2 separate regions of the Mus musculus genome follow, and region 1 is linked to region 2. Evidence: chromatin contacts called from ENCODE Hi-C data. All regions are on one chromosome and are shown on one strand. Each heading gives the region's core, a stretch centred on a gene start or an enhancer-like site at or near the end of the contact. The rest is flanking DNA. Distances are from core to core; before and after follow the strand shown. Region 1 has its middle 41 kb from the start of Gm40287. Region 2 holds the start of Trib2 (tribbles pseudokinase 2).

What was found. A loop is a pair of places that touch in the nucleus more often than their neighbours do.
Region 1: a loop to region 2 is called in a map of left cerebral cortex, with 2.3 times the contacts of the local background. The contact joins the enhancer-like site here to the promoter of Trib2 in region 2. A Hi-C loop is called at or near these places in 2 of 37 maps with a recorded cell type or tissue (left cerebral cortex and regulatory T cell).

What each region holds. Positions count from the first base shown.
Region 1 is chr12:15,561,826-15,568,776 of GRCm38, reverse strand. No RefSeq gene overlaps it. Among named protein-coding and RNA genes, the nearest start is that of Gm40287, 41 kb to the left of the region's middle. Within about 2 kb of position 2,094, at least 1 of the 3 ENCODE cell types and tissues checked has a DNase peak (open chromatin) inside an H3K27ac peak, as active enhancers do; it is left cerebral cortex, where a contact is called at or near this core.
Region 2 is chr12:15,815,503-15,822,387 of GRCm38, reverse strand. It overlaps Trib2 (tribbles pseudokinase 2), which reads left to right and starts at 5,603. Exons shown (of 3, transcript NM_144551.5): 1 at 5,603-6,885. It overlaps Gm5432 (a long non-coding RNA gene), which reads right to left and starts at 5,451. Exons shown (of 3, transcript XR_001780551.2): 1 at 5,291-5,451.

The sequences.
Region 1 (6,951 bases), core at 845-3,344, 250 kb after region 2:
ACAATGATACACATAAAATATACACAAATGAATCATTTTTCAAAAGAATCAAATGAAATTATAATGGTTATGTATCCCTGTGAACTGAAAAGGATTTTTAAAATTCACTTTAATGGAACTGCTTTATAATTTCACAGATATGTAATATAAATTTTAAGAAATTCTATTTTATCTTTTAATTATGTATAAGTAAGTATCTAACTGTAAGTATGTACAAGCGAGTACAGGGGCTTACCAGAAATCAGAAGAGATTATCTGATTCTTTGAAACTAGAGTTACAGGAGATTGTGAGCCATTATTCTTTGTAGATGTTGGGAACTGAGTTCCACTCCTCTGGAAGAACAGCAATCACTCCTAACTGCTGAGCTATCTTTCCTGAGATACATTTTATAGGAATAAAACTAATTCTGTGTATTTACCAAAATTGGATGTTACATTGTTAGCCTTGGCAGGAAGAGAATATGCCAAGTCTACTTGAAACAGTTGTCCCATGACATGAATTTAATCAAAATACATACCTTGCATATAGCATTCCTAGTGTTGGTATCAGGACCTCTGAAACCAGTAACATCACATAGGTGGAACCTGCAGACCTGTTGCCAAGGCAACAGCCACTATATTCCCTGAATCCCCTTGGCTCACTTCCCACCTTTACCTGTGATTATGTCACCCCCCCCTCCCAATCTCTCTCTCTTTCCCCCTTCTCTTTCTGCTACCACCTTGCTCTTCTCTCTCAACAAACCTCATGTGTAACTGTTTGGCCTGGTGGGGTCCTTCTGAAGTTGCAGAACCTTCAAGGTCATAACATTGTTGCCGAAACCCAGGACGGCCTATAGCTCGGGAACCTTGGATAAGTCATTGTCCTTGCTGTGTTTGAGGTTCCTAGTTCAAAAAATGGGGTTGGGAAGATGGGCTGAGGATGAAGCATGCACAAGTCCTTGGGTTTGTCAACCTTCACATGTGAAAAGCTCTGGTTGGATCCCCTACATTGTAAAACAACAACAAAAGAAAGAGAAGGAAGGGAAAATTTACCCAGGTTGAAATCCTTTTAGAGAACTCTGAAATGGGTCTGGAGGAATGGCTCAGTGGTTAGGAACACATCCTTTCAAAAACCTGAGAGTTTCTTTTCCAGAAGCCAGACAAGTGGCTCACAGCAACTCTACCTTCAGCTCCAGGGTACCTGAAATGTTCTTCTGTCCTCTGTGGGCAGCTAGCTACACATATATGTCAGATACTTACATAGACAAAGACATAGATTTAAATAAAAATAAGACAAATAAATATTTTTAAATCATTTAAAAGCCCCCTTTCAACACGCTCCTCTAGGCAGTACTAATTGAATTTAGTGATTATGTATGACAAGATGAAGTTTAACGGTTTCTATTTTTGCAGAAATGGAAGCTAGAGGAAGAAAGAGAGCCTAGATATGGCCATAATTAATTGCTTATGTCTATGAAATTCTCTGAAATAAAATATTTTAAATCCTTAAGATTTTATTAATACATTTAATACTTGCTACAACTTCAGAGCCAAGCTATAGGGACGCTGTTTTTGGATATTGTTAGAATTTGAGCTCTAATTTTAGGAAGTCACCACTAGCCTGCTGTGAAAGCAAACAAACCTGCAGTAGGATTCCAAGCTGTTTTCCTGCTATGATGAATCTGATGAAATGGAGCTTCAAGGAAAATGTACATTTTACATTTCCCCACTCTTGATAAAAGGTCACCGTGACCTCTATTTTTCTTCTTAGAGACTGATAAAGTGGCATAACAACTTTCCAGAACAGGTAAAACCACAGTGATCAGCAGAGAGTCTCTCAGGACATGGCAATCAGGTGCCCCTTAGGCACTGTGGCAATTCTGCATCCATAAATCTCCACAGCACCTGCTCTGTAGTAGACTTTTCAGTAAACGCTGTGTTATAGGGTCATAAAACCACAGTATAAAGTTTGGAGCGATTAAGAAGAAAAAGCTTTCCCAGCGATGCCTACCACACTCCACTTAGCAACAGACGTTTGTCCTGGAGAGAAGCATGAATGTCCCCTTCAGTCCCCTCCCTCCTCATGGGGTCTGATGCAGCTGCAGATGCCTCTGGCTGCTCCCTGCCCCTTCTTACACTGCTGCATTGCTCTGAACTAGGCCTTTGTTCTTGCAAGGGAATCAAAGGGAACTTGGAATTGAACTTGCGGATGCTTGCTGGCAGGAGGGAGAAAGAGGAGAGCCTGGGATTTTGGATAGTTTATGTGACCCTTATTTCCTACCCACCCTCCACACTCAACTCAATTAATCTCAAGTTGAAACAGATTTATTTATATTTTCCAGAACATTCTAGCGATGTTGTCTTCATTTGGGCCAGTTTCTAAGTGTTTTCTTTCCTTTTGTTTGAAAAGAAACATGAGACTGGTCCCTATTAAAAAGGAAGAAAGCATCATGGATATCCAGCTTCCCTCCAGCTACCCTGAATCTGAGCAGACTGCATGACTCATCTTTCCTAGAAACACAACAATGAGGTCATCCTGTCTGCTTCCTTCCCACTCTGAGTACAGTTGAATTGGGTTCCTCTGTTCTCAGAGGGTTTTTTTTTTTTTTTGAAAAGCCCTCTGCTTGTTAAAATGCCTGAGTTTTGTTATATAATTGGAGTGCAGCAAGAAAGAACACTAGCAGTGATTGGCATTTTTTTTTTCACTCATCTCAATTCTCATCTACAAAACTAAAATTGTGTAAGTGGTAGGAAAAAAAGTTATATCTCAATATTGTTTTGTTATTTTTCTCTTGTCCTGGAAGCTCACCACTTTCACAGACAGTTACATGTACATTGAACAACTCCCCTAGACTAGGTTCATTTGCAGAAAACTAAAATCTGATGCTTGTTGCCAGCCACAATTTTGCCCTCTACCATGCCCGTCTCTTTTTCGATCATTATCATGTGACGGACCATCCTCCGCTCTATGTCTGGGTCTGTCAGATATGGTTCTTGACACTTTAAATGCTTAGTTGTGCTGATTGATTAATAAGTTAGGCTGAACTCCAAATAAATTTAAATATCTGGCTACATATTCCTGTAAGTAGATATTCACTAAGCTGACAAGTTGCCATCATAGAGTAAAGAAAATACCTGGACAAATACACTGTCTGGAACCCATCAGATAGTCTGGTATCGTTATTATACAACCAGAATCTAGGCTATGCTTATTTTTTTTTAAGTAATTATAGTTTTCAAAATTTCTGACTCTGTTGCTGAAAATGTTGCTAAGGTCAAGACACTAATTCATGCATAATTAAATTATGCAATCATCATGTCCCCACTTGGCATTGATTGTCTGCAAATAGAATAGTCTAGGAGAAGAGAAAGGACTACCTGGAAGTAGAAGAGACAGGGAAGCAGAGGAGAGTACTGGTCTACTTAGGGAATACACTCAAAGTATAGTATGTCCTTGTATTAAAAAATAGCACACTGTATCTGTATTAAACCTGTAAAAAGTTGAAGGAGAATATTATAAAAAATTGTATTTTTGTCTATTTTACAATTTGTATATATCTAAGATATTAATGTTCAAAGATTAGCTTATAAGACCTCTCAACTTCCTTTGAAATAGAATAAAATGCATTTCCTACTGCATCAAAAATAAATTTAAGAAACAAACAGATGAAAGGAAAATACAGAGAGATAGCATAAGATACCATAGGAGTTCTAGGTGTTTTATATGGAATAGACATTATAGTTTTCCATTTGGGTTGAAGGTACTATAGGTACTTTCCAGACAGACATTAAAAGCACAACATCCCAGAATTTACAGCTAAAATAAGACTCTAGATGTGTAAAGAATCTTGTTCTCACAGCTAGCAATGCTTGAATTGTAAGTAGGTCTTGTCTGTCATTAGCTGGACCCTGGTCTGAGCAGGTTCACAATGCAGAATGATTTCTTGGATTGAAGTGAAGAGAACAAAGCTAACTGGAGATTAATTGGAATAGCCTGGAGAAATTTAAATAAATATGACAAACTACACGGGGAGTTCTGTGGTGTAAAGCACATGTATATTTAAAAAGGTTGACATGTACAGGGCCAAATAATCTTATTATTAAAAGATAGCTTGGGAAACCCAGATACTTTCTTAAATTTCCAATAAAGTGACATATCTCTGTTGTGCCCCAATCCCTGCAACCTATGTATGGACTATCACTTTATACTAAATTTTCATGCCATTCCTTAACTAGTCTTTTTGGTCCTGTTTCTTCCTTCTTAAAATAGATTTCTTTATTTACATGTGTGTGCATATGCAAGGCCAGCAGGTGTTAAATCCTCTGGAACTGGAGTTATAGGTAGTTTCAAACTACCTGATGCGGTCAGTAGTGAGGCTAAACCTTAGTTTCTGGCAAAAGCAATCACTGCTCTTAACCACTGAGCCACCCCCTAGCCCCTATTTCTGCCTTTGAGGTTTTTCCTTCTAGATTTTTCTGTGCAGATTCTAATGTATGGACACCAATTGTCAAGTCATATTTGGGAGAATTGTCCATTTGCCCTCTAGCAGTAAGACCTATATGAAAAGTCCTCTGGACACATTTGGGGCACATTCTGTTTTGACTTCCAACCTTGTTATCTTCCACAGGAAGGAAAAGTAGCCATGTCTTCCCGATTCTAAATTAATTACCATCACACCTCCGAGACATTCCCCAAGCTACTTCCACAATACTTGCTCAGCATCGATTCGCTATTAGCTTATCACTTGTCAAAATGGTCTTCACATATCTTGGGGCAAAGGTTCATTCAAAGATGTCACCAATTCAAATTCAATGCTGAGCTCAGAAAAATTGACTTTGACCCGTGCTAAGATTGGACTGCTGAAATTTTCAATGGCCATTATGTGAGTTGAAAATTCTTTCTTGCGTCCTCAGAGAACAGCTGCTTATTTTCAACCTGCTCCAGGGGAGCAGCATCCTTAGGACCAGTTGCTCTGACTTCTGGCTTTAGTGGATCAAAAATCTTGAGACTGAAGAAGATTGGTGCTGGACTGACACTTCCCCATTATTCTTTGCAGTAATGGCTGGGAACTCACCCTATCTCCTCCTGCGTTCATATAACTTGCCGTTCTAGATAACTCCAACACTCCAGCCTTTCACGGGGCCACTTCTTCCAGGCCTAGTAAATGCCTCTAGTTAATGCCAGGTCACAGAGTTATGATAGACACGGAAGGTGATTTTGTCCATGGCTTCTTTTAACTCTACTCATACATCTGTAAAGATGCCATTTAGTACACACCCTTGGCTTTCTCCTCTAAATGAAGATATCACAATGGATCAAAGGACATGTGAACATTTTAGAGATGAACATATTTGATGTTTTTCAAGTTGTGTTTCATATGGGACAGAATACCTCTCCTCTGTTCCCACTACAGCTGCAAACTAGTTTTGAGATGTTGCTATGGTTACTTATTCTGCCAGAGACTCATCTGGAAAATGGGGAGAACACTTAGTTTAACCTCACTGTAGAAGGTGAAGAAAGTACTTGATTAACTGTCTGCTGCTTTTTCTTGAATTATTATCTCATTAGTTTCAAAAGCATTGTGCAAGTAAATAATGAATGTATGAAATGTCCTCCTGGGAAACGATCTTTTCCAGGCAACTTCCCAACATCTCCTGGATTTACTCTTTCTTTTCGTCCTTCACCTTCAGACACCAGAGGATTCTGTAAACAACAGCATTTGTCCCCACAGTGTGGGTTCAATGAGTTCAATGCCTGTGCTTGTGAAGACCACCCAAGCTGGGGCGGCCCTCTCTGGGGAGAGTATCTGTTTCCATCCACCCACCCTCAGTGCCCACACAGAAACCCTTTCTTTATACGTCTTTTTTTGAGAAGCAGTTAACTGGATTGGACTGAGAGCCTTGTTTAACTTTGAAACTTGCCTAACTATTTTCTGAACTTTTATAAAGAAGGCCTTTTCTGGCTGCCCCCAGGTTGGATTGTAAAAGGGTTGTACTTATAAGATCTCCATTTCCACTGCTCCATAAGTATGCTCTCTCTAATGTGTTTGGAAAGGGCAAGAAACGAAAGCCTAATGATGCTTTACTGAAAAATGGGAAGCAGAAAATTTACTAAAAGATTAAACTCCAACATGTACCAAATGCCATTTAATAAAACTTCCCAGATTTAAGCCAAATTAGAGGGGATAAGATCAGGATTTTCCTACTTGGGTTGACTTGAATGGCTTCAGAACTCAGGATCCCATAGCACGCTCACTGTTTTTCTCATTTGAAAGATGCAAGCAATAATGGGGACCTCAATGAGCAAGTCACTGTGATGAAGCACATTAGAACCATATGCAGGGCCACCACATATGGAAAAGCACACAACACAATGACCACTAGTAAGCCCTTTGGATGGAGTTCAATCCACTTAAAATTGTTTTGTTTCATAAAGTATGCTTGAATATGCTCTTTTTATTTGCTCCTGCTCTACATTGGAGCAATCACAAACAACACTCTTAATAGACAGTATTTCTGAATACTTCTTTGGGTTTTCCATGAATAAATGAATTCATGAGTCATATGCATGAAAATCATAGCTTTCAAAGCTGAAAGATCTGTTCAGAATTCATGTGTGCCTGTAGACTGACTTTGAATGTTCTCCCTCCATTCAGGAAGCTACATAACATTATATAGATGATGATGATGATGAGAGGAGAGAGAGAGAGAGAGATTGGCAGAGGTCACTACTCACTTTTAAGCCCTAGGGTCCTCATGACATAGATGTAATACAGCTGTTTAAACTCCTATTACCAAATGAGCAAAGGGAAGGCCTGGGGTTCGCCTTCTCCCCATTGACACAGGCTGAATGATATTTCCAAACACATTCATACTCTGATTCTTTAAAGCTCTGAATATGTCGTGTTGAGTAGCCAAGAGGAGGCTTTGGTGATGTGATGACACTAAGTCGTTTGAATAGGGGAAATTAGA
Region 2 (6,885 bases), core at 4,354-6,853:
GAGGAGGAGGAGGAGGAATATGGAAGAAGGAATGGCAGCTAGGACATTTGCACAAAGGCATCATTATAGGATGTGCCAGTCGGTTGACTGGATCTTCCCTTCACACTCAGTGTCTAATATGAAGCTGGTAATAATACTCCTTTTGGGATATTGTTGTGAGGACTAAATAAGATAAATTACACAATACTCTTATGGATTGGCAAGCTTGATACATCAATTGCTAGTTACCTTAGTCTAAAATTTTAACTGAAGCCAAGGTAAAGCCAACATGCTAATTGCCTGGAGCAGGAATTACAGGAAAAAACTCAATTCATCCTTGTTCACACTGATCTACATGTGCTATGGCCAGTTTGACCGTATTGAAGACTGCAGTATAAAATCTGAAAGGAATCCTTAATGGCCATTTCATTTCTCCTCTCCTCTTTGTAAGTGTGGCATTATTACTCTGTTCCATCTAAGAGGAAGGTCGAGCAATTCCAAGTGGCTTTTGAAATATAGATGTCCTGGCCCTGGAGCTGCTGCCCCACCCAGCAAGGTCTGTTTTGGAGCCAAGCTTGGAAGTACATGGTAGGTTTACCAGAATACCCTGCAAATTGACTCCTTGGCCAGGAACCTAACTCTGCAGCTAGTCTGTAACTTTCAGTAGTTCTTCAAAAGGTCCTTTCTGCATGGTTTTGCTTTCCCCTATTGTCTGCTCAATGATTTTCAAATGGACAGTAGGCACTTTGCAATATGCAGAAACCTATCACATACTGAGTTTCCCACCCTCTAACTGTATCTCATTTCTGTACAGGACACACAACAATTATTATTCCCATAAGAGAAGAAGCTACAAAAGCAAGGTTGGGTTGGGTGGGGAGGAGGCAGATCAGGAAAACAGTCCTGTAAGTCCTTTTTATTTATTTTTTTCTTTTCTTTTCTGTATTTATACATTGGACTTTCCTAGTAGATCATTTATCCAATGGGAAAATGGGAAAAGAAAACATCTCCCAGTTAGCCTTGGTACAACAAATATTTAATCAGAAAGTCACCTTTTAACAGTCATACTAAGAATCACCTTGTAAATAAGAAGTGGCTTCCCAGAATATGAACCATATTTTAAAAAAATACAGTGAGAAAGGAAATCACCTTTCTCACTTGTGGGAAGATTTTAAGTGGCCCATTTAAACTAAGGCTTACTCAACTCTAGAAAGTATGATGACATGCAATATGGTGTAGTGAAAAAACATAGTTTCAGAACAAATTATTTCCTTGCCTTACTTCTCCTAGCACAGAACACACACACACACACACACACACACACACACACACACACACACACACACACACACACACACAGAAACCTCTAAGGCCACTGAGTAGTGGGTTATCATAGAATAAAGTGGGGCAATAATTTGGCGTTTTCTTTAAGAGCCAAGGAGAACGACAGGGCTGGGTTAGAGCTCTAAGAGTGCAATAAAAGACTTACAAGCACTGACGTGAGTGCTAAAGAAGACTTTCTATGTAATGGAGCATTTTATGCGGGGCTAATAGAATTGATATGTGCCAAAGCCTAGAAGTATGTCCTAGGCCTCATCACTGCTCCAAATCCATCCCAACCTCCCCACCGTGTGTAAACATAGCTCCTCTGTGAACCTTGCTGAATGTCTCTCCCGTGCCTGTAGTTACAGAGAGAGGCTTCTTCTTAGGCTTAGGCTTGTCATGTAAGAATTAAGAGAGAACTGTTGTCACTTATCATGATGGCTCTTGGTCGTCAACTTGACTACAGTAGAATTAACTAAAAGTCAAGTCAAGTGAGGGCTATTTCTTAACTAAATCATTGGAAGTGAGGAGACCAACACTAAATCCAGATCTCTTGAGGTAAAGAGATCCACCTTAAATATGGGCCATGCCTTTGGTGGCAGCATAATACACACATACACACATACACAGTTCCTCTATAAAACACCTATGGTCAAATTGATGTATCATTCAAATAAGTACTTTTCAAAATATACTTATTCATTTAATAAACACAGAACTTGCTTAGCGAGAGTGTCACACACTCTGTTGGCAGCCACTACTCATTTGCTGAATAAATAAAATAAATGAGCTATGAAGAGAAGGAAGAAGTAAATGCATTTCAGGATAAGAGAATATTCCTGATAACATGGAGCCTACAACCTGGAATGGCGACAGCATTTGACAGACTTACTTCAACATGGAGGAAAAAGTTATATCATTCTACATATATAATCCTTATTTACCTATTTCTATAATTACAGTTAATAATGCTCATGTCTTATTGATACTGTAAACCTTTTACTTATTATTTACATTAAATGTTGTATGTTTAGTTGTTTTCCATGACTGTATTCAGGCATTCTAACAAATGTTGTTAATAATAACAGGAACTGGTTTATATTGTATATAGATATAGATATAGATATAGATATATTGTATATAGATGCTTTCTTTGGTTTGTATATGTATCATTCTTAGATTCCATGTATTGGCAAAATTCCAATCATAATCGCACATTGCGATTAAAAGGTTTTAAAGTCATCTAAGATCTTGTGACTAGAAATTGGGTACATGAAGACTCCCACTCCTGCTCCCATGAGTCAGCACATGTAGGGAAGCTGAAGATCTATGCTATGAGTGGTCACGTTTACCCCCCACTGTAATAACTTTATTATAAGCATAAGGATTTGGCTTTACAAAGGGATAGAATAGCTGCCATAGCAGTCCCTGAGAAGTGACGGACTCACCCTCAGTGATGGACAGGATACATCAGGCATCTGCATAAGCTGAGGCTTTGCTTGATCTGTTAAAGCAGTGGTTCACAGCCTTCCTAGTGCTGCAACCCTTTAATACCGTTCCTCATGTTGTGGTGACCCCCAGCCATAAAATTATCTTTGTTGCTACTTCACAACTGCAACCGTATTACTGTTCTGAATTGTATGTAAATATCTGATATGCAGGATATCTGATACGAGAACTCCAAGGGGTTTATGACCCATGGTTGAGAACCACCATGTTAAGGCTCTAATGCTTTCTCTTCTCTGTGATGCCCACTGACAGGAACTCCATAATGAGCACCAGTGTGGTCTTCCTGATACCTCAATACACTTCCTGATTGAAAGTCAACTTGGAGTCGAGTCTATTTCTCTACAAGAATACAGTGGTCTTCAGCTGCAACATGACCAGGCATTCCCAGTGTAATTATAACCTGCTTCACCACTTACCTGGCTGGGCAGCCCAGTTGATGGCACTGAGCATTCAAGTTAGGAGAAAGCTAGGTCTTCCTACTCCTTTTCTCTCATACTTTCTCTTTTCTCTGCCTAAATGGCCAACAATGAGCTCTTATGTGTATTATTTTATGACTCACCAGACTGTCTCAATGTCCACAAAGAACCACTGGCTTATGACAGGCAGGCTTACCCCTGTGATGACATCCAAGTATCAGGAAGATTTGGTCTCCTCTAACCTAAAGCTCAATCTAGCCCCAGAGAAGGACTAAGAAACACACACACACACACACACACACACACACACACAGAGAGAGAGAGAGAGAGAGAGAGAGAGAGAGAGAGAGGAGCAATGTAGTCATTGCAATATGACAGCCCAAGGAAACACGTATTTTTCCAGGACTCCAGGAAGTTACTGTCCTTCGATACACTTTCTCTTGTGGCGACCCCCAAACATCAAATTATTTTGCTGCTACTTCATGACAGTAATTTTGCTTTTGTTATGCATAGAATGTAAATATCTGATATGTGACCCCTGTGAAAAGGTTGTTCACCGCAAAGGGGTCACAACTCACAGGCTGAGAAACACTATCATAATTCTTCATATATTTCCTAGAACTGCAACTGCAGTTCTAGGGGTCACATGAGGTACGCAGGGCTGTCATTTAACAGACGAAAACTAGAGATCCTGGGAAGAAAAAGAAGCAAAAACAAAAACCAAACCAAACCAAAAAAGCCCATGCGAATTCAGTTTCCTTCTGAATCTGAAAACTGATGCTGAACACAAGTTTCTCAAACTTCTACAAGAAAGTTTGGTGACAGTCACCCAACAGAGGCCCCAGGGAACCTTTCTCAATGGATCCTCTGTAGAGATTGTTTGTCTAGGACCTGTTCTTGAACTGGGCAGAGACTGCATGGCACACTACTCTGTAGTCATGGTGACTTCCTCAAGCTGTGGTCCCCTTAAGGGACAGTTTAGGGATCAGAGTCTGAGTTTAAGGCAGATGAGTGGGGAGAAGGATGGGAGATCTATGAGAAGACATGGGGCATTTTAGTTTCTTCTCAAGATCTGTCCTCTAGGGTGGCTAGCTGAACAAGCAAGGTCCATTCACTACTCTGAAACAACCCTCAGGGAACTCCTGATCATTAGAGCCACTATTGTCCCGGTTAAGTATAATTATAACTAGTTCTCTATTTCTGTTCAAAAGTGGTAGTGCAGAATATTGTTACAGAGTGACCTCCCTCATAGAAAGAGGTGCCTTATGCGGGTAAAAACTCAAGAGTAAGCCCAGCAGTCTTGCCCCAGACCTTGGTTGCTTCTTTCTCTTTCTGTTTTCCCCTGCTACATTGCTACTCTTACCAGGATGCATTAGGTAAAGTCAAGAGGCTTAAGCTGTGGTCTGAACTTTCCCCAGGTCTGTTCAAGCCAATGGTCCAGAACCTTCCCAGGAAGTTAAGAATAAGCAAGGGTCAAAGTGCAGCCTTCCGTTGAACCCGGTATTGAATGTGTTCTTGGCCTAAATACTGAGATGCCGGGGCTGGAGAAGCCTGACTCCTTGGCTAGGAGCCAACATCCTTTGCTGGAAGTGTGGGTGCAAAGGTGTGTGTTCCTGAGCTCTCCCCAAAGACCTTGTCCTGAAGTCAAAAGACTCTGAAAGGATCCCCAATCCTATAACTGGTAAGTGGGGGAGGGGTGGTGACACTAACTACAAGCTCACAATGGACTTCTGTTGAAATGATAAGCAACCGGAGAGAAAGAATAAAACTAATTCTAGAGACTGTGGGCTGCAAGAATCCTTCATTTTTTTTAAAACCCGCGGGGAACTGCTTGTTCAGGTTAACATAGCAGCAGAGGGGTGCCCGGTACCCAGAAGATGCGAGGCTTTCTGCGGAAAATCCCGGGGAAGAGGATCTAAGTCTCAAAGTTGACCTGAGCCTGCCGGTGTTGCGTGGCGACGGTGGCAGATACACAGTCCAGCATCCCTGTCGCTGCAGCGCGAACAGCAGGCCAGGGGAGCCCAGAGCCCTTGGACTGCGGAAGGATATAAAGCACTGTTTACCTCGCGCCTGGCCGAGCCATCCGGGGGCGAGGCTGGCGCCCCCAGTGGGGGCACTGCAGGAGTGGCGGCAGCAGCCCTGGCCGCCGGCGGGCGCAGGGGAGCCGCGCGCGCACTGGCAGCGGCGCCGCTGATTGATGGGCTCCGGGCTCAATGACAGGGGCCGGGGCGTGGGTAGGGCGGGGCCGGCGAAGAGGGCGGGGGCTCTGTGGAAATGTGTCGGTGACATTGAATGGGGAGACCGAGCGCGAGCAAGCGAGGCGCGCGCGCACACATACGCGCACACACAGCCGGGCTCGCTCCGAGATCCCCGGCCACGTAAGTAACTATTAATACCGCCTCGCCCGGGGATGCGGGCGTGCTTGAGCGCCGGGATTGGCCTAGGGCGCCGTGGCCATCCCCTTTAATTTTTAAATACACGGTCCTCTCCTACTTCTGGGTGGCAAGAAAAAAAAAATAATAAGAAAAGAAGACAAGCCGTCGATTTTTATTTTTCCTGCAGAGCAAACCCCGCCGTGCAATTTGGTCGCAAGGCATCGGGAGACAAGAGTGGTTTGCAAATTGTTTCAAGGCTCAAGACCCAGTTGTGCAGCGGAAAAGGAACGCCGCGGGTTGACGGAGTCCGGGGAGCATCTGCTGGCAGCTCCTGCAGGACCCCCGGAAAGCTCCTGCTGCTGGTACCCCCCAGGTCACCGCCCGCACTTCTTGCTTCATCGGAGGAGGATCTGGGACGTGAGCAGCGACAGCAAGAGCTAGTGCTGACCGCGCGGGCTCTGCCTTGGGCTTTGTCGCGGTACCTGTGCCTGCCCTACTCCGCGCACTCCCTACTCAGCTTTTGCAATCTTTTGTTGCCACTGCTGACCGCCCCAAGTTAAAAGCGCCTTTGCAATTTTTTTTTTCTGTCTTTTTTTTTTTTTCTTGAGAGAGACAGCTCTGCGATTTTTTGGAAAAGCCTCAGACGCCATCTACAGTTAAGACTTAGGTAACTGCCCTCTCTAGCACCCCCCTTACACGCCCCCCACCCTTTCCACCAAAAAGAGGGGGGTGCAGCGCGGATTCTGGCTGCCGCGCGGCGTGAGCCGGTAGACCCGAGCTTATTTCCTTTTTCTTTTTGTTTGGTTTCTAACGCGTGGAGGGCGAGCCGGCGCCGCGCGCTCCCTGAAGACTGCACAAACTCCACGCAGGGCTTCTCCGCCCGGTCTGCGGATCCTCAGCTGGGGATCGCTCAGAAGCCCGGCGCTGCAGCTCCTCACCCCAGAGGCACGCTCACTCGTCCAGATCCACGCTGCGAACAGAGACCCACTGAGTCCAGCGTGCGGTTCTGCACCGCGCTGGCAGCTTCTGGGTAACAAAAGGACCCGAGTTGTCCGCAGAGCGAGCACCCCCGGGAGCGGGGCTCGCAGCCGGGGACCAGCCCTGCAGCGCCCATCTGGGGGCTAGTTCTTAACTCTTCCTCCACGGAGCCCCAGACGGGTCCCCTCCCTTCTTGATCCTTTTAAGTCGGTAGCACCGAGGCGCCTGCACCGGCGCGGCTCATCCATCTCTCCAGAGGGGTTTTTTGGTTTGTTTGTTTGTTTTGTCGTGTGCGATCCTCACAC